Regions from separate parts of the Homo sapiens genome. Here region 2 is linked to region 1. The links are chromatin loops, found by intact Hi-C in ENCODE. Cell type or tissue: CD14-positive monocyte. All regions are shown on one strand. Each heading gives the region's core, and the rest is flanking DNA. Links, peaks and the distances in the headings are about the cores only. Region 1 overlaps LOC124903679 (a long non-coding RNA gene). Region 2 overlaps SRCAP (Snf2 related CREBBP activator protein).

The links. Hi-C counts contacts between places; a loop is a spot of excess contacts. Peaks named below come from ENCODE experiments on the same cell type or tissue, not always from the same donor. Only the 100,000 strongest peaks of a DNase experiment are listed, where the experiment ranks them.
Region 2: it touches region 1 in a loop (2.1-fold over the local background); 2 of 110 quality-filtered maps call a loop at or near these places.

Annotation. Positions count from the first base shown.
Region 1 is chr16:30,806,998-30,823,372 of GRCh38, reverse strand. It overlaps LOC124903679 (a long non-coding RNA gene), which reads right to left. Exons shown (of 2, transcript XR_007065052.1): 2 at 1,489-2,516. It also overlaps the pseudogene ADISSPP2. Among named protein-coding and RNA genes, the nearest start is that of ZNF629, 28 kb to the right of the region's middle. RefSeq lists a silencer at 8,749-9,078 and enhancers at 9,099-9,248, 9,119-9,673, 9,674-10,229. In CD14-positive monocyte, for the core only: CTCF peaks have their summits at 8,748 and 8,952 (motif pointing right); DNase peaks (open chromatin) are centred at 8,902 and 10,202; H3K4me3 peaks cover 1,474 bases; H3K27ac peaks cover 2,406 bases.
Region 2 is chr16:30,711,937-30,719,936 of GRCh38, reverse strand. It overlaps SRCAP (Snf2 related CREBBP activator protein), which reads right to left. Exons shown (of 34, transcript NM_006662.3): 12 at 7,780-8,000; 13 at 7,498-7,675; 14 at 7,122-7,258; 15 at 6,560-6,729; 16 at 6,226-6,418; 17 at 3,735-3,871; 18 at 3,458-3,644. Among named protein-coding and RNA genes, the nearest start is that of SNORA30, 5.4 kb to the right of the region's middle. In CD14-positive monocyte, for the core only: no CTCF peak of the experiment used is centred there; DNase peaks (open chromatin) are centred at 4,016, 4,356, 4,676 and 6,046; H3K4me3 peaks cover 1,848 bases; H3K27ac peaks cover 6,042 bases.

The sequences.
Region 1 (16,375 bases), core at 4,051-12,050:
TTTGTTCAGAAAATGTGTTAGAATATTTCCAATAAAACTGTTTCTCATGTTTTTCCTTGTATTGTTATATATTTTATTTCACAGTTCTTTGTTGTTTATTTAACATAAGAAAAAAAAAAAGGCTGGGCGTGGTGGCTCATGCCTGTAATCCCAGCACTTTGGGAGGCGGAGGTGGGCGGATCACAAGGTCAAGAGCTCGAGACTATCCTGGCCAACATGATGAAACCCCATCTCTACTAAAAATACAAAAATTAGCCGGGTGTGGTGGTGCATGTCTGTAATCCCAGCTACTCAGGAGGCTGAGGCAGGAGAATCGCTTGAACCCAGGAGGCAGAGGTTGCAGTGAGCTGAGATCTCGCCATTGCACTCCTGCCTGGGCAACAGAGCAAGACTCCATCTCAAAAAAAAAAAAAAATTAAACCCATTCGAGGCTGGGCCCAGTGGCTCACACCTGTGATCCCAGCACTTGGGAGGCCGAAGTGGGCAGATCTCTCGAGCTCAGAAGTTTGAGACCAGCCTGGGCAACATGACGAAACCCCTTCTCTAACAAAAAATACAAAAATTAGCCAGACAGGGTGGCATGTGCCTATAGTCCCAGCTACTTGGGAAGCTGAGTGGGAGGATCACTGGAGCCCGGGAGGGAGAGGTTGCAGTGAGCTGAGATCACACCACAGCGCTCCAGCCTGAGCGACAAGAGCGAGACTCCATCTAAAAAAAAAAAAAAAAAAAATTAGGGCTGGGCGCAGTGGCTCACGCCCATAATCCCAACACTTTAGGAGGCCGAGGTGGGCAGATCACGAGGTCAGGAGATTTAGACCATCCTGGCTAACACAGTGAAACCCCGTCTCTACTAAAAATACAAAAAATGGCCGGGCACGGTGGCTCACACCTGTAATCCCAGCACTTTGGGAGGCTGAGGTGGGCGGATCACGAGGTCAGGAGATCGAGACCATCCTGGCTAACACGGTGAAAACCCATCTCTACTAAAAATACAAAAAAATTAGCCGGGCTTGGTGGCGGGTGCCTGTAGTCCCAGCTACTAGGGAGGCTGAGGCAGGAGAATGGTGTGAACCCGGGAGGCGGAGCTTGTAGTGAGCCAAGCTCGTGCCACTGCACTCCAGCCTGGGCAACAGTGCAAGACTCCATCTCAAAAAAAATAAAAATTAAAAATATAGGCCGATTCTTCCTCGTGCTTGGCATTGAGCTCCCGCAGCCGAGCCTGGGTCATGCCTGCCCTGCCCGGCCCCGGGTGCACACTGCAGCCCCTGCAACACGGGAGGCTGCTAAGCGTGAGTGGCGGTGTCCAGCAGGCGCTGTGTGGCAGGGAGGGCATCCATGGCTGCAGCCAACAACGGCAACAAGCCCAGAGTCCGGAGGAGTATCTGCTTTGCGGCAGGCCACGATACAGAGGGCTCCCATGTTGCTGTCGGTTGCTACAGGTGTGAACGAAGGGGGATGAATGCAGAAATGAAGACCAAGACAAAAAGATCTGTTTTGAAAGAAGGGGTCAGGGGGCTCCTTGCTTCTAGTGAACAAGGGCAGCCCTGAGCTTCCACAGCCCTTCGTATTTATTAGGTAGAAAGAGCAGGGAGGGAGAGGTAACGGTTGGTCAGTTGCTTGATTTATCACAGGTACACATAATTGCTTTCTTTGTACAACAGGCTTCAGATGTTCCTATAGGTAATCACAAGGAACACTGCGCTTGGGGCGTGACTGCTCTCAGCACTCCCTCTGTGGGCAGATGCAGCCCTCAGTTTTCCAACATCCTGCTTTCATGAGAACAGTTTTCTGTTTACTCATATAGCCTCCAGTGGTATACTGAGTTGGTCACGACCCACATTTTCTCGACCTGTAATACTCCCAGAGCCACGTCTGCTTTGATGAGAGGCTTCATGACTCGGTGGTCATGGCCACCCAGGACAGCGACAGCAGCTTTCTGGTCAAGGTTGGCTTCCTGAAGATCCTGCGCAGGTATGAGATTACCTTCACTCTTCCCCCGCCCAGTGAGCAAGCACGTCCGTGAGGCACCTGTTCCCAGCCTCTGCATGTCAAGCTCCTCAGCGTTGTTCCTGTCCCTGAAGGTTACAGTGTCAAGTGCGAGTACTCAGCGCACAAAGAGGGTGTCCTCAAAGCCGCGATGCTGCCAGCCTGCGAAGGTGGCGCCGGCGCCTGTGTGAGCGTGGCAGTGCAGGCTGGCGCCAGGGGCCGACACCACGGCATGCCCACCTGCTGGACGGTGTCAAGGGCTCGGGCGCCGCGCTGGAATAAGACTCGCAGCACAGCCACTGGCACGGCTTTGACTGAGGCCGGAGGCCCTGCCCGCCCCGAGCCCTCAGCCTTAAACCCCGCCTGGTCCCCGTGACACGCTGCGTGATGGTGGCTTCCTCGGCCCTCTCCGGGGTGGGCGTGGGGTGGAGTGGCCCTGGCCAGCCTCCCACCTCTGCCTTCATTCCTGCCACCACCGTGCCTCTCCCGTCCTCCTCTTCCACTTCCTCCTCTCCGTGTGCCTCAGGCTCCTGCCAGAAGACATTGGTTGAGCCCACAAGGAGACTGTCTGGGGAAGGGATGGGGAGGGCCTGGGGTGGGTTCTCCCCACTGCCCACCCCAACCCACAGGAGCTCCAGCTAGGGTCTGGGGGAGGATGGAGCTTGCTCTGTGACGTCGTGGCCCCATCACTGCTGCTGCTGCCTGGCGTCAGCCACCTCTCCTGCTCCTCTCTCTTCTCCTCTGCTGTCCACAATGAGTAGGAGGGAGGTGCAGTCCCCACCTCTCACCCCTCAGGTCTGTGTTACTTGGTTTTTAAGTGACTGATTGGGATAGAACCCTAAAGAAATAAAACTTCCAGTGGATACGAAATTATATATATATATGCCCATATGTGTATATATATATATGCCCATGTGTGTGTGTGTGTGTGTATATATATATATATATATATATGCCCATATGTGTGTGTGTGTGTGTATGTATATATATATATATATATATATATATATATATATATATATGCCCATATGTATATATATGGGCATGGTGGCTCATGCCTGTAATTCCAGCACTTTGGAAGGCCAAGACAGGAGGATCACTTGAGACCAGGAGATCAAGACCAGCCTGGTCAACAGAGCAAGACCCCATAAGACCCCATCTCTATCTACAAAAATAAAAATAAAAAATAAAAAGAAATTAAAAATATATTAACAAATTAAAAACAATAAATAGAATTTCTTTATCTGATGGAAAGGATATATATTTTTTAAAAACTAGGCCGGGTACAATGGCTCACACCTGTAATCCCTGCACTTTGGGAGGCCAAGGCGGGCAGATCACAAGGTCAAGAGCTTGAAAGCATCCTGGCGAACATGGTGAAATGCTGTCTTTACTAAAAATACAAAAATTAGCTGGGGGTGGTGGCACGCACCTGTAGTCCCAGCTACTCGGGAGGCTGAGGCAGGAGAATCACTTGAACCACAGAGGCGGAGGTTGCAGTGAGCTGAGATCACGCCACTGCATTCCAGCCTAGGTGATAGAGTGAGACTCCATCTCAAAAAAAATAATAAAAACCCAAAAAACTAACTACTACAACTAATAAATGAATTTAGCTCTGTCTAGGATACAAGTTCAATATACAAAAATCAGTTGCAGTTTTTCAGCTGTAAATTTTGTGTACCATTAGTGACAACTGGAAAATAAAATGTAAGGGATTTCCATTCTTATTATTCTTATTCAACAAAGTGCTGGAAGATCTAGCCAGTGCAAGAGGGCAAGAGAAGAAAATAAAAGGCATGCAGATTGGAAAGGAAGAAATAAAACTCACTATTTGGAGATGACATGATTGTCTACAGAGAAAATATGAAGGAATCTACCAAAAAACTCCTGGAACTAATGAGTTCAGCAAGGTCTCAGTGTACAAGACATAGATTGGAAATATCAATTACATTTCTATACGCTAACAATGAACAGGTGGACACTGAAATGAAAAATATAATATGTGCCAGGCATGGTGTCGCACACATGTAATCCCAGCACTTTGGGAGGCCGAGGCGGGCAGATCGCTTGAGGTCAGGAGTTTGAGACCAGCCTGACCAATATAGTGAAACCTCATCTCTACTAAAAATACAAACATTGGCCGGGCGTGGTGGCTGGGCGTGGTGGCTCACTCCTGTAATCCCAACATTTTGGGAGGCCAAGGTGGGCAGACCACCTGAGGTCAGGAGTTCAAGACTAGCCTGGCCAACATGGCAAAACTCCATCTCTACTAAAAATGCAAAAATTAGCCAGGTGTGGTGGCACATGCCTGTAGTCCCAGCTACTTGGGAGGCACAAGAATTTCTAGAACCCAGGAGGTGGAGGTTGCAGTGAGCTGAGATCGCCCCACTGCACTGTAGCCTGGCTAAACTGTCTCCAAAAAAAAAGAAAAGAAAAGAAAAGAAAAGAAATAAAAATATAATATGACTTACAGTCTCTCAAAACAAGAAAAAGGAAATATGTAAGTGTAAATCTAATAAAATATGTATAGGACTTCTATGCTGAAAAGTACACAACACTAATAAAAGAAATCAAAGATCTGTATAAATGGAGAGACATACTACGTTCATGGATCAGAAGACTCACTATAGTAAAGATATTAATTCTCCCCCAAATTGTTATACAAGTTTAATAAAATGTCTATTAAAATCCCAGCAAGGTTTCCTTGTGGGTTTTGTGTTGGTTTGTTTGTTTTTATTTTTTAAATTTATGTATTTATTTATTTATTTTTAGATGGAGTCTCCCTCTGTCACCCAGGCTGGAGTACAGTGGCGCAATCTCAGCTCACTACAACCTCCGCCTCCCGGGTTCAGGCAGTTCTCCTGCCTCAGCCTCCTGAGTAGCTGGGGTTACAGGCACCCGCCACTACATGTGGCTAATTTTTGTATTTTTAGTAGAGACGGGGTTTCACCATGTTGGTCAGGCTGGTCTCGAACTCCTGACCTTGTGATCCGCCTACCTCAGCCTCCCAAAGTGCTGGGATTACAGGCATGAGCCATCGCGACAAGCCTTGTTTTTGTTTTTTAGACAGAGTATTGCTCTGTTGCCCAGGCTGGAGTGCAGTGGTGAGATCTCGGCTCACTGCAACCTCCGCCTCCCGGGTTCAAGCAATTCTCCTGCCTCAGCCTTCCAAGTAACTGGGATTACAGGCGTATACCACCACGCCCAGCTAATTTTTGTATTTTTAGTAGAGACAGGGTTTTGCCATGTTGCCCAGGCTGCTATCGAACTCCTGGCATCAAGGGATCAGCCCACTTCAGCCTCTCCAAGTGTTGGGATTACAGGCGTGAACCACTGCACCCAGCCCCAGCGAGATTTCTTTGTAAATATAGACAAGATTATTCTAAAATTTATATGAAAAGGAGAGGAAACTAGAATAGCTAAAACAATTTTGAAAAAGAAGAATAAAATAAAAAGAATCATCACTAGATTAAAAACTTATTATATAGCTAGAGTAATCAAGACTCTATTGGCAGAAGAATAAATCACTGGAACAGAATAGAGAGCCTAGAAGCAGACCCATATATATATTTCCAACTGATTTCTTACAAAGTTGCAAAAGCAGCCAGGTGCAGTGGCTCATGCCTGGAATCCCAGCACTTTGGGAGGCTGAGCCGGGTGGATCGCCTGAAGTCAGGAGTTCGAGACCAGCCTGGCCAACATAGTGAAACCCTGTCTCTACTAAAAATACAAAAAATTAGCTAGGTGTAGTGGTGGGTGCCTACTTGGGAGCTACTTGGGAGGCTGAGGCAGAAGCTTGAACTTGGGAGGCGGAGGTTGCAGTGAGCCGAGATCGTGCCACTGCACTCCAGCCTGGGTGACAGAGCGAGACTCCGTCTACAAAAAATAAAAATAAAATACAAAAAAATGGCCGGGTGCAGTGGCTCACACCTGTAATCCCAGCACTTTGGGAGGCCAAGGCAGGCAGATCACATGAGGTCAGGAGTCGGAGACCAGCCTGACCAACATGGAGAAACCCTGTCTCTACTAAATATACAAAATTAGCCGGGCATGGTGGCACATGCCTGTAATCCCAGCTACTTAGCAGGCTGAGGCGGGAGAATCACTTGAACCCAGGAGGCGCAGGCTGCAGTGAGCCGAGATTGCACCATTGCACTCCAGCCTGGGCAACAAGAGCGAAACTCTGTCTCAAAAAAAAAAAAAAAAAAAAATTAGCCGGGCATGGTGGTGCCTGTCTGTGGTCCCAGCTGCTTGGGAGGCTGAGACAGGAGAATTGCTTGAACCTGGGAGGCAGAGGTTGTAGTGAGCCGAGATCTCACCACTGCACTCCATCCAGGGTGACAGATGAGACTCCATCTCAAAAACAAACAAACAAACCAACAAACCAACAAAACAAAATTAAAAAACCAAAGGCAATTCAGTGGTGCTTTTCAACAGGTGGTGTTAGAGTAATTAGACATCCATAGACAAAAACACAAAACCCTAAAAACCCGTACACAAAAATTAACTCCAAATGAGTTACAAACTTAAATGTAAAATGTAAAAACTATAAAACTTTCAGAAAAAAACAGAAGAGTATCTTAAGGTTCTAATGTTATACAGAGTTCTTGATACCTAAAGCATAATTCATAAAAGGAAAAAGTGACACATTGAACTTAATCCAAATTTAAAACTTTCTGAAACATAGGCTGAGGCACCAGAATCACTTGAGCCCGGGAGGTGGAGGTTGCAGTGAGCTAAGATCACTCCACTGCACTCTAGCCTGGGCAACACAGCGAGACCCTGTCTCAAAAGAAAAAAAACCCCACAACTTTCTGAAACAGCTTTATTGAGATATAATTCACATACCATATAATTCACCCATCTAAAGTGCACAATTCAATGGGTTTTTGTTTACTATATTAACTTTTTTTTTTTTTAGATGGAGTCTTGCTCTGTCGCCCAGGCTGGAGTGCAGTGGCACAATCTCGGCTCACTGCAAGCTCCACCTCCCAGGTTCACGCCATTCTCCTGCCTCAGCCTCCCAAGTAGCTGAGACTACAGGAGTCCACCACCATGCCGGCTAATTTTTTTGTATTTTTAGTAGAGACAGGGTTTCACCGTGTTAGCCAGGATGGTCTCAATCTCCTGACCTTGTGATTCGCCCGCCTCGGCCTCCCAAAGTGCTGGGATTACAGGCGTGAGCCACCGTGCCCGGCTAATTTTTTTTTTTAATGGAGTTTCACTCTTGTTGCCCAGGCTGGAGTGCAATGGCACGATCTCAGCTCACCACAACCAATGACTCCTGGGTTCAAGCCATTCTCCTGCCTCAGCTTCCCGAGTAGCTGGGATTACAGGTGTGCACCACCACACCCAGCTAATTTTTGTATTTTAGTAAAGACGGGTTTTCTCCATGTTGGTCAGGCTCGTCTTGAACTCCCAACCTCAGGTGATCTGCCTGCCTCAGCCTCCCAAAGTGCTGGGATTACAGGCATGAGCCACCATGCCTGGCCTACTATATTATTACTTTTTAAAAACTGTGATAAAACCGGTCAAGCATGGTGTCTCATGCCGGTAATCCCAGCACTTTGGGAGGCTGAGGCAGGCAGATCACTTGAGCTCAGGAGTTTGAAACCAGCCTGGGCAATGTGGCAAAACCCCATCTCTAAAACACAAGCAAACAAACAAAAATTAGCCAAGCGTGGGCCAGGCGTGGTGGCTCATGCTTGTAATCCCAGCACTTTGAGAGGCCGAGGCAGGCGGATCACCTGAGGTGAGTTTGAGACCAGCCTGGCCAACATGGCGAAAACCTATCTCTACTAAAAACACAAAAATTAGGCCAGGTGTGGTGGCTCACACCTGTAATCCCAGCACTTTGGGAGGCCAAGGCGGGCGGATCACCTGAGGTCAAGAGTTCGAGACCAGACTGACCAACATGGAGAAACCCCGTCTCTACTAAAAATACAAAAATTAGCTGGTGTGATGGCACATGCCTGTAATCCCAGCTACTCGGGAGGCTGAGGCAGAAGAATCGCTTGAACCCAGGAGGCGGAGGTTGTGGTGAGTTGAAATCGCGCCACTGCACTCCAGCCTGGGCAACAAGAGCAAAATTCCATCTCAAAACAAAAAAAGAAGTGTAACTAACAACATCAGGTGGTGGGACTCGGACATTTTTGGACCCCCCATACCTTCACCCACACCTCGGAGAGCAGATGTTTTGAATTGGAAACATCGAATTTTCAGTCCACCTAGAGTAAGCCCTTTGTCGGCTCAGCTTCTTGAACGTATGCATTTCATGCTCACCACATCCAAACTGTAAGGCTCCATCCAACCAACCAACCAAAATCCCTGTCCTGGACGGGAGCGGTGGCTCCCGCCGGTAATCCCAGCACTTTGGGAGGCCGAGGCGGGCGGATCACTTTAGACCATCTTGGCCAGCATGATGAAACCCCATATCTACTACAAATGCAAAATTTAGCTGGGTGTGGCGGTGCACACCTGTACAGCTACTTGGGAGGCTGAGTTGGGAGAATCGCTTGAACCCGGGAGGCAGAGGCTTCAGTGAGCAGATCATACTACACTGCAGCGTGGGTGATTAAGTCAGACTCTGTGAAAAGAAAGAAAAAGAAAGGAAAGAAAGAAAGGGAAGGAGGGAAGGAGGGAGGGAAGGAAGGAAGGAAAAAACCTCCCTGTCCTTTTGGCCCTGAAGGGACCTTCGCTTTCCAAAGGGCTATGGCAAGAAGGGTGGGTCGCAGCCACGTCACCGGCGGGAGGGTCGGCAAGGACGGTTGCTAGGTCGCCGCACAGCTTCCGCCGCGGAGAGAACCAAAGGACTGGGAGGAGAAGTGAACGCCCGCCCCATCCACGGTGCGGCCTGGGATTGGCTCACCGTTGTAAAGCCATGCCCCCAACCCGGGCAGCGCCGCGGCCACCCGCCCGGTTCCGAAACGGACCAGCAGGGGGCGGCCTGCACGTCCTGGCCGTGGCTCCTGCCCGTGGAGGCGACCCCAGCGGCCCAGACAACTAAGACCCGTGTTGCGTAATCTCCCCGGCCCCGCCCAGGGAGAGGTGCCTCTGCCCCCGGGGACCCTGGCGAACGCACGTTCCCCTGTTGATCATTCAGGCTGCACTGTGGACCCGGAAGTCTGGGTCCAGATCCAGCGAATTCGGAGAATCCTCAGCGGCCCCTCGTCTAAGCCGCAGCAAAAAAAGGGATTGGACTCACTGGACCACCTCCAAGGAGCCTGTCCAGTCTGACAGGCCCTATTTCTCATGGAAGACCCTGGGCTTCTCTGGCCTGAAGTTGAGAGCTGGCCCTGGCTCTGGCATTCCCTCTCTGAGTGGCCTTGGGCAAGTTATAGCCTATTTCTGAGCTTGTTTCCTCATCCTATTGTTAAGTCCTATGAGGGTTAGATGTCCTCAAAGGTCCCTTCCAGTTCTTAGCCATGAAACAGACTTGATAACATGTGGAAATCTCTGACATGTTAAATCTCTGACACGTAAATCTCTGACATGTTATGCTATTTAGCCACCTTCACCTTCTTTTCTTTTTTTTTGAGACTGAGTCTCGCTCTGTCGCCCAGGGTGGATTGCAGTGGTGCGATCTCAGCTCACTGCAACCTCCACCTCATGGGTTCAAGCGATTCTCCTGCCTCAGCCTCCTGAGTAGCTGGAATTATAGGCATGCACCACCACATCCAGCTAATTTTTGTATTTTTAGTAGAGACGGTGTTTCACCGCGTTGGTCAGGCTGGTCTTGAACTCCTGACTTCAGGTATCCACCCACCTCGGCCTCCCAAAGTGCTGGGATTACAGGCATGAGCCACTGTGCCTGGCCCTCTTTTCTTTTTTTTTTAATACAGGGTCTCACTCTGTCGCCCAGGCTGGAGTGCAGTGGCACAATCCTAGTTGGCTGCAGCCTCCAACTCCTGGGCTCAAGCAATCCTCCCGCCTCAGCCTCCCAAGTAGCTGGAACCACAGGCACACACCACAATGCCCGGCTTTTTTTTTTGGAGAGACGGGGTCTCACTATGGTGCCCAGCCCCACCTTCACTTTCTGTACACAAAAATTCTAGAAAAGGAGGGGAAAGGCTGGGTTGGCACCTAAAAATAAAATAGGGACTGTCAACAGATCCCTGAAAGAGTGCCTGCCTGCACTAAGGGGATGATGCTGGAGAGGATAATGGAATGTCCATTGTACTCTAACCCCCTCATTTTGCAGATGAGGAAACTTTGACAGCAGCTAAGTCACATTAGGAGGAAAAACCCAGGTTTTCTGATTTCATAATCAGTTCCTTTACAAAGTGTTAGGAAATAGAAGGCATAAATATGTTAAAACAGAGAAAGAAAATTATCCACAGGAATAAAAGCAAACAATTTAATTTGTAGCACTTCCCACTTTGGTGTACTTAGGATTTCTATCCTGCCTACATTCGTGGTGACTTACAAAGCAAAAATAGAGCAATAAAAAATAAAACAGAAGTGAGTTATCTCTCTCTTCTGCTTTTTCATCTATCACCACTGCCCCATTGTCCCCTCCAGAAGAGCTTCTAACCCCTACCCTAATGTTCCAAACTGACCTTTGTAATCTTTTTTTTTTTTTTTTTTTTTGAGGCAGTCCCAGCTACTCAGGATGCTGAGGGGGTGAAAATTGCTTGAGCCCAGGAGTTTGAGACCAGCTTGGGCAACACAGCAAAACTCCATCCAGCACTTTGGGAGGCCGAGGCAGGTGGATCACTTGAGGCCAGGAGTTGGAAACCAGCCTGGTCAACATGGTGAAACCCCATCTTTACTAAAAATACAAAAAATTTGTCAGGCGCAGTGGCTCATGCCTATAATCCCAGCACTTTGGGAGGCTGAGGCGGGCAGATCACCTGAGGTCAAGAGTTTTGTACTAAAATACAAAAATTAGCTGAGTGTGGTGGCAGGTGCCTGTAATCCCAGCTACTAGGAAGACTGAGGCAGGAGAACTGCTTGAACCCAGGAGGTGGAGGTTGCAGTGGGCCGAGATTGCACCACTGCACTCTAGCCTGGGCAACAGACTGAGACTCTGTCTCAAAAAAAAAAAAAAAAAAAAATTAGCTGGGCGTGGTGGCATGCACCTGTAATTCCAGCTACTTGGGAGGCTGAGGCAGGAGAATCACTTGAACCCAGTAGGTGGAGGTTGCAGTGAGCCGAGATCGCACCATTGCACTGAAGCCCAGGTGACAGAGCGAGCCTCTGTCTTAAAAAAACAAAAACAAAACAAAAAAAAAACTAGATGAAGTGTATGATATGTGAATTACATCTCAATAAAGCTGTTACATCAAAAGAGGCACACCAAAAAGTAAAACAAAACCAACCAATATGTGCCTGTGTTTCTTCCCTAGGTTCTGTGTGGCTACATCCTTTCACTCTGGGGAGATCTGGGGTGCGGTTCTCGGCCATCTGCTCCTGCAGATGTCTTCCAAATCTCCAAGTGTGTCCCCCCACAGCGTCCCCATCTCCCACTCAGCCACCACTTTACACTCTACCCAGCTCCACTCGGTGGAAGGAAGCATGCCAGCTCCCCTGATCTCCTGCACGCCCGCCTTGGCTGCCACCTAATTTCTTGGCTACCCAGGATGGAGTTGGGATAGAGAAGGGGAGAACAGAAAAGGCAGAAGACAGGTGAGTCTTGCTGGAGATTGGAAAAGGGAGAAACTTCCTAGAGCAAACTAGATAAGAACAAAAGACAACTTTGAAAAGGAAAAGATTCCTTAATATTTTGTTATATTTTTCCCTTCTGGACTTCAAGTGTTTGAGTAGCTTTTTTCATGGCTGTCTTACTTCTGGAAGTGATTTTGGAGGGAGCATAATTTTATTTTATTTTTTTTGAGATGGAGTCTCACTCTGTTGCTCAGGCTGGAGTGCAGTGGCATGATCTCGGCTCACTGCAACCTCTGCCTCCCGGGTTCAAGCTATTCTCCTGCCTCGGCCTCCCAAGTAGCTGGGACTACAGGTGCGTGCCACCATGCCCGGCTAAGTTTTTGTATTTTCAGTAGAGACAGGGTTTCACCCTGTTAGCCAGGATGGTCTCCATCTCCTGAACTCATGATCCGCCCGCTTTGGCCTCCCAAAGTGCTGGGATTACAGGTGTGAGCCACTTCACCTGGCTGGGAGCATCATTTTAATAGTTTATTTACACAGCTGTGAATTAAACATCTACTTCCTTTTTTTTTTTTTTTTTTTTGCTTTGTTTTTGAGACAGGGTCTCACTATGTCACCCAGGCTGGAGTGCAATGGCACAATCTCAGCTCACTGCAACCTCTGCCTCCTGGGGATAAGTAATCCTCGCACCTCAGCCTCCCAATTAGCTGGGACCACAAGAGCACATCATCATGCCTGGCTATTTTTTTTTGTACTTTTAGTAGAGACGGGGGTCTCACTATGTTGCCCGGGCTGATCTCAAACTCCTGAGCTCAAGCAATCCACCTGTCTTGGCCTCCCAAAGTGCTGGGATTACAGGCATGAGCCACCGTGCCTGGCCTAAACATCTACTTTCTTTATGACTTTATTAAAAGTCCACCTTCGGCTGGGCTCAGTGGCTCACCCCTGTAATCCCAGCACTTTGGGAGGCCGAGGCAGGTGGATCACCTGAGGTCAGAAGTTCGAGACCAGCCTGACCAACATGTTGAAACCCCATCTCTACTAAAAATACAAAAATTAGCCGGGTGTGGTGGCACATGCCTGTAATCCTAGCTACTTGGAAGGCTGAGGCAGGAGAATCACTTGAACCCGGGACACAGAGGTTGCAGTGAGCTGAGATCATGCCACTGCATCCCAGACTGGGCGACACAGCGAGACTCTGCCTTAAAAAAATAAAATAGCCGGGCGCGGTGGCTCACGCCTGTAATCCCAGCACTTTGGGGGGCCGAGGTGGGCGGATCACGAGGTCAGGAGATCGAGACCATCCTGGCTAACACGGTGAAACCCCGTCTCTACTAAAAATACAAAAAATTAGCTGGGCGTGGTGGCGGATGCCTGTAATGCCAGCTACTTGGGAGGCTGGGGCAGAGAACTGCTTGAACCCAGGAGGCGGAGGTTGCAGTGAGCCGAGACCGTGCCACTGCACTCCAGCCTGGCGACAAAGTGAGACTCTGTCTCAAATAAATAAATAAATAAATAAAATAAAATAAAATAAAATAAAATAAGGCTTGGCATGGTGGCTCACATCTGTAATCCCCAGAACTTTTTTTTTTTTTGAGACAGAGTCTTGCCCTGTTACCCAGGCGGGAGTGCAATGGCACGATCTCGGCTCACTGCAACCTCTGCCTCCTGGGTTCAAGCTATTCTCCTGCCTCAGCCTCCTGAGTAGCTGGGATTACAGGTGTATGCCTCCACGCCCAGCTAATTTTTGTATTTTCAGTAGAGATGGGGTTTCACCATGTTGGCTAGACTGGTCTCAAACTCCTGACCTCGTGATCCACCCTCCTCAGCCTCCCAAAGTGCTGGAATTACAAGCATGAGCCACTGCACCTGGCCCTTGTAATCCCAGAACTTTAGGAGGCAGAGGTGGGTGGATCACCTGAGGTCAGGAGTGCAAGGCCAGCCTGGCCAACATTGTGAAACCCCATCTCTACTAAAAATACGAAAATTAGCTGGGCATGGTGGTGTGTACCTTCAATCCCAGCTAGTCAGGATGCTGAGAGGCAGGAGGATCGCTTGAACCCAGGAGGCAGAGGTTGCAGTGAGCCGAGATCATGCCACTACACTCCAGCCTGAGTGACAGAACGAGACTCTGTCTCAAAAAAATAAAATAAAATAAAAATTTAAAAAGTCCACCTTCTCAGAGAAGTCTCTACTGGCCCACCTATCCAAAATTTCAACATCTTCCCTGACCCCACTTTATTTTTCTCATTATTTTCTTTGTTATCTGTCTTTCTTAACAGAATTTAATCTCTAGTAAGGGTAGCAATTTTTGTTTTTAATTTTTACCTGTTTTGTTCACAACTACAGTGGTCACGAGAGCCCAGAGTAAATGCTCTGTAAGTATTTACTTATTGAATGAATGAATGAATGAACCTACTGTATACTGGGCAATTTTGTGATAAAGGAAAGTCTTGTTTTGTTTAGACAGGCTCTTGCTCTTTCTCCCAGGCTGGAGTACAGTGGTACAATCACAGCTCACTGCAGCCTTGAACTCTTGGGCTCAAGTGATCCTCCCACCTCAGCTTCCAGAGTAGCTGGGACTACAGGCGTGTGTCACCATGCCCAGCTAATTTTTTTTTTTTTTTTTTTTTTTTTGTAGAGACAGGGTCTCACTATGTTGCCTAGGCTGGTCTTGAACTCGTGGGCTCAAGTGATCTGCCTGCCTTGGCCTCCCAAAGTGCTGGGATTACGGGCATGAGCCACCACGCCCAGCCTGGAAAGTCTTAAAATAATTTTGTAAACCTGACAGATTTATGGCTGGGAGGCAAGGGAGATAAAGAGGCCAATTTTTCACTTGTGTGGACACATCTAAAATAACTCTGGGTACAAGGAGAGAACATCTAGAATGACGCTTGGACAGTGAGAGACTAGGGCCATGGACCCACAACTCATACATTAACAGTTTCTTTGACTGGCTTATTTCATGGAGACACAGAAGACAGGGTGAATGCTAGACAACTCTCTGACTACCAGGACTGCCTTCTGATCCAAGCTCAGTGTCATTTTAAATTTTGCAAAACTGGCTGGGCGCAGTGGCTCACGCCTGTAATCCCAGCCCTTTGGGAGGCCGAGGCAGGCGGATCACCTGAGGTCAGGAGTTCGAGACCAGCCTGCCCAACATGGCGAAACCCCGTCTCTACTAAAAATACAAAAAATTAGCCAGGCGAGGTGGTGGGCATCTGTAATCCCAGCTACTCAGGAGGCTGAGGCAGGAGAATTGCCTGAACCCGGGAGGCAGAGGTTGCATTGAGCCAACATCGCGCCGCTGCACTCCAGCCTGGGCAACAACAGAGAAACTCTGTCTAAAAAAAAAAAAAAAAAAAAAGTGCAAAATTACATAGCATTTTAAGCTTCACTTCCCTCTTCTGTAAAATATGATGACAACACTTTCCTATGTGTAAGGATTCAGTAAGATAAAATGTGAAAGTGGCTGGGAACTGCAGCTCATGCCTGTAATCCCAGGACTTTGGGAGGCTGAGGTGGGAAGATCACTTGAAGTCAGGAGTTTGAGACCAGCCTGGGTAACAGAGCGAGACCCTGTCTCTACAAAAAATTAATTAATTAATTTTTTTTGAGACAGGGTCTCACTCTGTTGCCCAGGCTGGAGTGCAGTGGTGCGATCTTAGCTCACTGCAACCTCTACGTCCTGGATTCAAGCGATTCTCCTGCCTTAGCCTCCTGAGTAGCTGGGACTACAGGCATGTGCCACCCAACCTGGCTAATTTTTTTGTATTTTTAGTAGAGACGGGGTTTCACCATGTTGGCCAGGCTGGTCTCGAACTCCTGACCTCAAGCTATCCACCCACCTCAGCCTCTCAAAGTGCTGGGATTACAGGCTTCAGCAACCCGGCCCAGCCAAAAAATTAATTAAAAAAAACAAAACAAAACAAACAAAAAAAAACAAAAACCAGGCCGGGCGTGGGGCTCATGCCTGTAATCCCAGCACTTTGGGAGGCCGAGGTGGGTGGATCACGAGCTCAGGAGATAGAGACCATCCTGGCTAACACGGTGAAACCCCGTCTCTACTAAAAAAATACAAAAAAATTAGCCGGGCGCGGTGGCGGGCGCCTGTAGTCCCAGCTACTCGGGAGGCTGAGGCAGGAGAATGGTGTGAACCCGGGAGGCGGAGCGTGCAGTGAGTGGAGATGGCGCCACTGTACTCCAGCCTGGGTGACAGAGCGAGACTCTGTCTCAAAAACAAAACAAAAACCCAGATGTGGTGGCATGTGTCCATGGTCCTAGCTACTTGGGAGGCTGAGGCAGAAGATTGCTTGAGCCCAGGAGTTTGAGGCTACAGTAAGCTATGATCACACCACTGCATTCCAGCCTGGGGGAAAGAATGAGGCCCTATCTCTAAAAAAAAAAAAAGAAAGAAAGAAAGAAAAGAAAAGAAAAAAGAAAAAGAAAAAAATGTGAAAGCATCTGTCGTTCTCTGGCACACACTAGGTGCTTGATGCCTTTGATGCCTATCAATTTCCCTCTCTGTCCTTTCTTTGGGAAACTACTTCTCCCAATATAACTTCAAGAGTTTGAAGTTGTATTTTTTTTTTTTTTTAATTGAGACGGAGTCTTGCTCTGTCGCCGAGGCTGGAGCGATCTCGGCTCACTGCAAGCTCCGCCTCCCGGGTTCACGCCATTCTCCTGCCTCAGCCTCCGGAGTAGCTGGGACTACAGGCGCCCGCCACTACGCCCGACTAATTTTTTTGTATTTTCAGTAGAGACGAGGTTTCACCGTGTTAGC
Region 2 (8,000 bases), core at 1-8,000, 99 kb after region 1:
CTACCAGTTGAGTACCATGCTCACAACCTGAGTAACAGGATCAATCGTACGCCAAACCTCAGCATCATGCAATATACCCCATTTAAGAAACCTGCACATGTACACCCTTACTCCAAAATAAAAGGCTAGGCACGGTGGCTCAAACCTGTAATCCCAGCTCTCTGGGAGGCCAAGATTGGGGAACTGTGTGACCCCAGGAATTTGAGATCACCCTAGGCAACATAGTAAGACCCCGTCTCTACAGAAAATACAAAAATTAGCCAGGCATGTTAGCATGTACCTGTAGTCCCAGCTACTCAGGAGGCTCAGGCGGGAGGACTGCTTGAGCCCAGGGAGCTGAGGCTGCAGTCAGCTATGATCATGCCAATGCACCCCAGCCTGGGCCACAGAACAAGACCCTGCCTCAAAATTAAAAAAAAAAAGGCCGGGTGCGGTGGCTCACGCCTGTAATCCCAGCACTTCTGGAGGCCGAGGCGGGTGGATCACGAGGTCAGGAGTTCAAGACCAGCCTGGCCAAGATGGTGAAACCCCATCTCTACTAAAAATACAAAACATTAGCCAGGCGTGGTGGCACGTGCCTGTAATCCCAGCTACTCAGGAGGCTGAAATGGAGAATTGCTTAAACCTGGAGGGGCGGAGCTTGCAGTGAGCCAAGATCGTGCCACTGCACTCCAGCCTGGGTGACAGAGTGAGACTCCATCTCAAAAAAAAAAATAAAAATAAATAAATAAATAAATAATAGGCGGGGCACCATGGCTTATGCCTGTAATCCTACTACCTTGGGAGGCCAAGGTGGGCAGATCACTTGAGGCCAGGAGTTCGAGACCAGCCTGGCCAACATGGTGAAACCCCATCTCTACTAAAAATACAACCAGCATGGTTGTGCACACCTGTAGTCCCAGCTGCTCAGGAAGCTGAGGCACAAGAATCGAGAATCGCTTGAACCCAAGACGCAGAGGTTGCAATGCGCTGAGACTGCACCATTGTACTCCAGCCTGGGTGACAGAGTAAGACTCTGTATCAAAAAAAAAAAAAAGTAGTAATAACAACACAATGCAGTGTCAAAGATGCCAATTTTACAATGATTTATTGGACATGATGCCAAAAGCACAGCCAACAAAAGAAAAAAATTGATAAATTGAACTACATCAAAATTTAAAACTGGGGGCCAGGTGCAGTGGCTCACACCTGTAATCCCAGCACATTAGGAGGCCAAGGCAGGCAGATTATCTGAGGTCAGGCGTTCGAGACCAGCTGGGCAACGTGGTGAAACCTCATCTCTACTAAAAATACAAAAATTAGCTGGGAGTGGTGGCACACACCTGTAGTCCCAGTTACTTGGGAGTGAGGCAGGAGAATCACTTGAACCCAGGAGGTGGAGGTTACAGTGAGCTGACATCGCACCACTGCACTCCAGCCTGAGCGACAGAGTAAGACTCCATCTTAAAAAAAAAAAAAAAAGCCAGGCACAGTGGCTCACACCTGTAATCCCAGCACTTTGGGAGGCCGAGGTGGACAGATCACCTGAGGTCAGGATTTCAAGACCAGCCTGGCCAACATGGCGAAACCCCATCTCTACTAAAAATACAAAAATTAGCTGGGCGTGGTGGCGCATGCCCGTAATCCCAGCTACTCGGGAGGCTGAGGCAGGAGAATCACTTGAACCCGGGAGGCAGAGGTTGCAATGAGCTGAGATTGTGCCATTGCACTCTAGCCTGGGCAACAAGAGCAGAACTCTGCCCCCCCCACCCAAAAAAAAATTAAAACTAGGTGTGGTAGCTCACGCCTATAATCCCAGGGCTTTGGGAGGCCAAGGCGGAAGGATCACTTGAGGCCAGGAGTTCAAGACTAGTCTAGGCAACATATCAACATCCCATCTCTACAAAAAAATTAAAATAAAAAAATCAGTCAGGCATAGTGGTGCACGCATATAGTTCCAGCTACTCGTCCAGGAGTTTGAAACCAGCCTGAGCGACATGGCAAGACACCATCTCTTCCAGAAAACTAAAAAAAAAAAAAAAAATCAGCAGGGCCGGGTGCAGTGGCTCACATCTGTAATCCCAGCACTTTGGGAGGCCAAGGTGGGCAGATCACAAGGTCAAGAGATGAAGACCATCCTGGCAAACATGGTGAAACCCCATCTCTACTAAAAACACAAAAGTTAGCTGGGTGTGGTGGTGCGTGCCTGTATCCCCAGCTACTCGGGAGGCTGTGGAAAATTGCTTGAACTTGGGAGGCGGAGGTTGCAGTAAGCCAAGATGGCACCACTGCACTCCAGCCTGAGGACAGAGCGAGACTCCGCCTCAAAAAAAAAAAAAAAAAAAAAGCCAGGCTTGGTAGCGCATACCCGTGGTCCCAGCTAGTTGGAAGGCTGAGGCGGGAGGACTATTTGAGCCCAGGAGTTCAAGGCTGCAGTAAGCTATGATCATACCACTGAACTCTAGCCTGGGTGACAGAGATAGACCTTGTCTCGAAAAAAAAAACCACCAAAAACAAGTGTTTGTGCATCAAAAAACACTATCAACATAGCGAAAAGGCAACTTATGGAATGTGACAAAATATTTGCAAGTCATACATCTGATAATGGGTTAATTTCCAAAGCATATAATGAAGTCCTACAGCTCAACAACCACCACACAAACACCCAAAATTAACAAATCTTCAAAAGACATTTCTTCAAAAATATAGACAAGTGGCCAATGAGCACATGAAAAGATCCTTGACAGCACTCATCACTAAGGAAATAAGGAAATGCAAACCAAAACCACAATGAAATACCAATTCACACTCATTAATATGGGTGTAATTAAAAAAAAAGAAATAACAGGTAATGGCAAGGATGTGGAGAAATTAGAACACTTGTGCCCTGCTAGGGTGGAAATGTAAAACATGCAGCTACTATGGAAAACAGTGGAGGTTTTCCCAACATGCAGAAATAGAATTACCATGTTACAGCAATTTCACTGTTAAGTAAATACCCAAAATAAAAAGCAGAGATATTTGTACACCTATGTTCATAGCCTTATTCACAAGAGACAAAAGGTGGAAAGAATCCAAGTGCCCACTGACAGATAAGTGGATAAACAAAATGTGATGCAGACGCTCCTGGACTTACAATGAGGTTACATTCCAACAAACCCTCAGCAAGTAAAGAATTTAATACCCTTTAATACCCTTGATAAGCCCATCAAAAAGTAAAAAATTGTAAGCTGAATCATTCTAAGTCCAGATGCTCCTCAATTTACGATGGGGTTACATCCTGATAAATTCACAGTGAAGTCAAAAAAATATTAAGTTGAACCATCGTTAAGTCACATGGCTAGAGTACAATAAAACTAAGGGAATGATAGGGGAGTCATGAGGATGCAAAAGTCAGACCCCAGTCTAACGAAAAGAGGTACATGGTTGGAGTAATGCCGATAACCTTTACATTTCATATTAATGGAATCATACTTACCTGGAGGGGATGGACATCCGTGGCCCTTAGCACCAGAGAGGCGGTGCTGAAGCAGATGCCTGGGGTGATGAAAGGGGAGGTAACCGGTCGAGGGTCGAACAGATTTGGATGATTGCAAACTTTTCTCAGCTGCATCAAAATGTTGATGACGCTCATGAAATGGCCTGTGGCTAGTGTCTCCTTAGTTCTGGGGAAAGAGGAAAAATAAATGAGACGTCCTAACAGCCACCTACACTCCAATCTCGAGTCCCAGGGCCCACCCTCCTTCCTCCCTTACGTGGTCTGTGCCATGAAGTCATCATAGAGACAGCGTTGACGCTTGGAGAGCCTGCAGCGGATAACATGCTCGTACTTTTTGGGCATCTGCTTCTCAACATCCACCTTAACTCGGCGCAGTAAAAAAGGCCTCAAAACCTAAAAGCAAATTAAGCTGGAGGCTAAACAGGAGAACTCAGGCACCGAGCCCCAGCCTAAGCCCCTCAGCAAACACTAATGGAGTCATACGGCACACCATATCAGACACCAACCACACAAAGATGAGTCAACTGCAAGCCCTCAAGGGATCTGCTGTCTGCTGAAGGAGACAGACACAAAATGATACCATGACACAGGAAGTGATATAAGGAAGCACTGTGGGCAGACCAACTACGCAGAATAGAAAACTCAAACTAGATTTTGAGGAGTAATTGTTAAGTTTACAAGATGATGCAAATAAATCTAGAAGATGAGGAGAATAAAAACTGTGGCCTTGACAGGAGATAAAACAAAAGGCAAATCTGTAATCTCAGAAGATAAAATCTAATAGGACACAGTCATCAATGTCTACAGTGACACGGAAGAAGTAAAGGAACAGAGATAAATGAAGGAAAAGTAATAGTTAAGGAAGACTTCCTGTTTTCTTTTTTTTTTTTTTTTGATACAAAGTTGCGCTCTGTCACCCAGGCTGGAGTGCAGTGGCGCAATCCTGGCTCACTGCAAGCTCTGCCTCCCGGGTTCATGCCATTCTCCTGCCTCAGCCTCCTGAGTAGCTGGGACTACAGGCACCCGCCACCGCGCCCGGCTAATTTTTTGTATTTTTAGTAGAGACGGGGTTTCACCATTTTAGCCAGGATGGTGTTGATGTCCTGACCTCGTGATCCGCCTGCCTCAGCCTCCCAAAGTGCTGGGATTACAGGCGTGAGCCACCGCGCCCGGCCGACTTCCTGTTTTCTAGCTTAGTTTACCGAATGATAGTGATTGACCAAGATGAAGTAGAAATAACAGGCTATAAGGCCAGAGATGTCTAGCTTAGAACAGTGTTGAGTTCAAGAGGAACTCTCAATTAATGATAGCAAATCAGAAATTTAAATACAGGTCAAGTGATCTAGAAAGTCAAGGAATTTTAGTACAGACTGGAGAGTCTTTATCACATAAGAAATAGTCAAAGCCTTAGGAATGAGTAGGCCTGTGAGATATGCAGACTGAGAAGACAAAAAAAGTAAAGATCAGAATGCTGAAAGATGTTGTGATTTAAAAGTTGGGCGAAAAAGGAAGAGCCAAAGAAGACCAGAGAGAGAAAACACCAACAATATGAAGTTGAAGAAATCCAAGCAGGGATCAATCAGCAGTACCATTCTACTCAAAGACAGTAAGGACAAAAACATCACCATTTAAAAAAAAACAAAAAACAAACAGGCTGGGAACGGTGGCTCACACCTGTAATCCCAACACTTTGGGAGGCCAAGCGGGGGCAGGGCGGATCACTTAAGGTCAGGAGTTCGAGACCAGCCTGGCCAACATGGCGAAATCCGCCTCTACTAAAAATAACAAACATTAGCTAGGCATCGTAGTGCAGACCTGTAACCCCAGCTACTCAGGAGGCTGAGGCAGGAGAATCGCTTGAACCTGGGAGGTGGAGGTTGCAATGAGCCAGATCACGCCACTGCACTCCAGCCTGGGTGACAGAGAGAGACTCTGTCTCAAAAAAAAAAAAGCCCGGCACGGTGGCTCACACCTTTAATTCCAGGATTTTCGGAGGCCGAGGCAGGCAGATCACGAGGTCAGGAGATCGAGACCATCCTGGCTAACACGGTGAAACTCCGACTCTACTAAAAATACAAAAAATTAGCCGGGCGTAGGCCGGGCGCGGTGGCTCATGCCTATAATCCCAGCACTTTGGGAGGCCGAGGCAGGCGGATCATGAGGTCAGGAGATGGAGACCATCCTGGCTAATACGGTGAAACCCCGTCTCTACTAAAAATACAAAAAATTAGCCCGGCGTGGTGGTGGGCGCCTTTAGTCCCAGCTACTCGGGAGGCTGAAGCAGGAGAATGGCATGAACCTGGGAGGCAAAGCTTGCAGTGAGCCAAGACCGCGCCACTGCACTCCAGCCTGGGCGACAGAGTGAACTCTGTCTCAAAAAAAAAAAAAAAAAAATTAGCCAGGCTTTGTGGCGGGTGCCTGTAGTCCTGGCTACTCGGGAGGCTGAGGCAGGAGAATGGTGTGAACCCAGAAGGCGGAGTTTGCAGTGAATGGATATTGCAACACTGCACTCCAGCCTGGGCGACAAAGCAAGACTCAGTCTCAAAAAAAAAAAAAAACAGAATTGATGACTAAGATGAGGTCACTCAATCTGGCAATGGGTTAGTCACTAGAACACTGCAGCTTGACAAAGGAGTTTAGCCTGGCACTGACTTCCCTCTCCCCAAGGGTTTCCTGGGCACTGCCCAGGTGCTCAGGAATGGTTCCTTACCATTCCCAATACCCTGACAAACTGTTGCAGGCCCTACCTTGTGGAGGCGTTTGACTAGACCTTCATTATACTCTTGGCTGCCCTCAATCATGCCAGTTAGGGGATTAGAGAACCACTCCTTGAACTCGCGATGAGACTGGAAGACATGGGGCATCAAAAAGTGCATCAAGGACCACAGCTCCATGAGGCTGTTCTGCAAGGGAGTTCCTGTCAGGAGCAGGCGTCTCTGGCTGCAAAGAGACAGAGAGAATCAGAGAGAGTATGGTCAGCAAGCTCCCAACCTTCTGAGCATTCTGATACATTCCTCAACCCAGGCAGCCCTCCCTTCTAGCCAAGTCAACCCTCCCATGAATCCCCATCTCCATCTCCACCTGTTGAAGTTGAGGAGTGACTGCCAGCGCTGTGACTTGAAGTTCTTGATGTTCTGCGCCTCATCCAGAATGAGATAGCGCCAGTTCTTGCGACGGAAGGCCTGGTGGTCCTGCAGCACCAGCTTGTAAGATGTGATACACACATGAAAGGCATTGGGCTTGGTCCAGCCCTGAGGGATCAAAGACAGAAAGTAGCAGATAGTGGGATGAAAAGAAGAGAGCAAAGGGAAGACATGCTAAACTCCTCAAAGGACAGTAATCAGGTTGGAAGAAAAGAGAAAGTCCCAGCAAAAGAATGGAGCGACAGAAAGAGGAGGGGCCTGGGTGCGGTGGCTCACAGCTATAGTCTCAGTACTTTGGGAGGTTGAGGTGGGAGGATCTCTTGAGCCCAGGTGTTCAAGGTCAGCTTGGGTAACATAGTGAGACCCCATCTTTATTTTTACAAAAAATTAAAAAATTTTTTTTAAAAAAGAAAGAGGAGAGAAAGGAATTCACCTGAGGAAAGGGCTTAAAAATAAAGGAGGCATCAATGGGAGGAAAGTGACCACATGAAACATCGAACCTGCCGCTTGAGCTTCCTCTCTTTCTGGGCTCCATAGTAAGTGAGGATTTTAAAGCTGGGGCACCACCGTTTCAACTCCATCTCCCAGTTCAACATCACGCTGGTGGGAACAATGATTAAATGGGGACCCCAGTTACCTGTTAGGCAAAAAAATCAGAGATGGTAAGGAAATGTAAATTCTGTGGTTCTGATTTCTCAGTTATAACCCTGGCCACCCTTTGGCCCTTCCTAGGAATCCTAGCACCTACACTGTCCTCTCTATACAGTTAATGACCGGAGTCAATAAAGCAAAAGTCAATGAAGCTGGAGTCATCACTGAACAAGCTCCCAGGGAGCTAGACTAGGGGGAACAAAAGAAGGGGCCTTGCCTACTTACCTTTCTCACAAGCCAAGTGGGCAAGCAGAGAGATGGTCTGGATGGTCTTCCCAAGCCCCATCTCATCAGCAAGAATGCCATTAAGCTTCTTCTCATACATGGTAACCAGCCAGTCTAGCCCAATGTGCTGGTACTCCCGGAGCTGGCCCCGCAGAAGCAGGGGAATGGGCGTCTTTACCTGTCAGAGAGGAAATATAGGTAACACAATGGAAATGAGGCATTTGTTGTGGGGACATGAGAAAGTCAAGACATGAGAAAGGAGAGGCCAGAACCTGGGGATACCTGGGTCGTGGCCAGCGTGTAACCCTTGGGCTGGAGACTTTCAGCTGCTGCAGCAATGTCAGTAATTTCTTTCTTTGGACCTAGAGTAGTGGGCCCTGGAGTAGGAGGCCCACTGCCTGCATCTGCCTCACTCTGCTCTTCATCCCTGGCAAGCAAGTACTCCACCCCAAAATCATCATCTTCCTCCTCTTCATCTGCTTGGCTCTGTGATTGGGCATCCT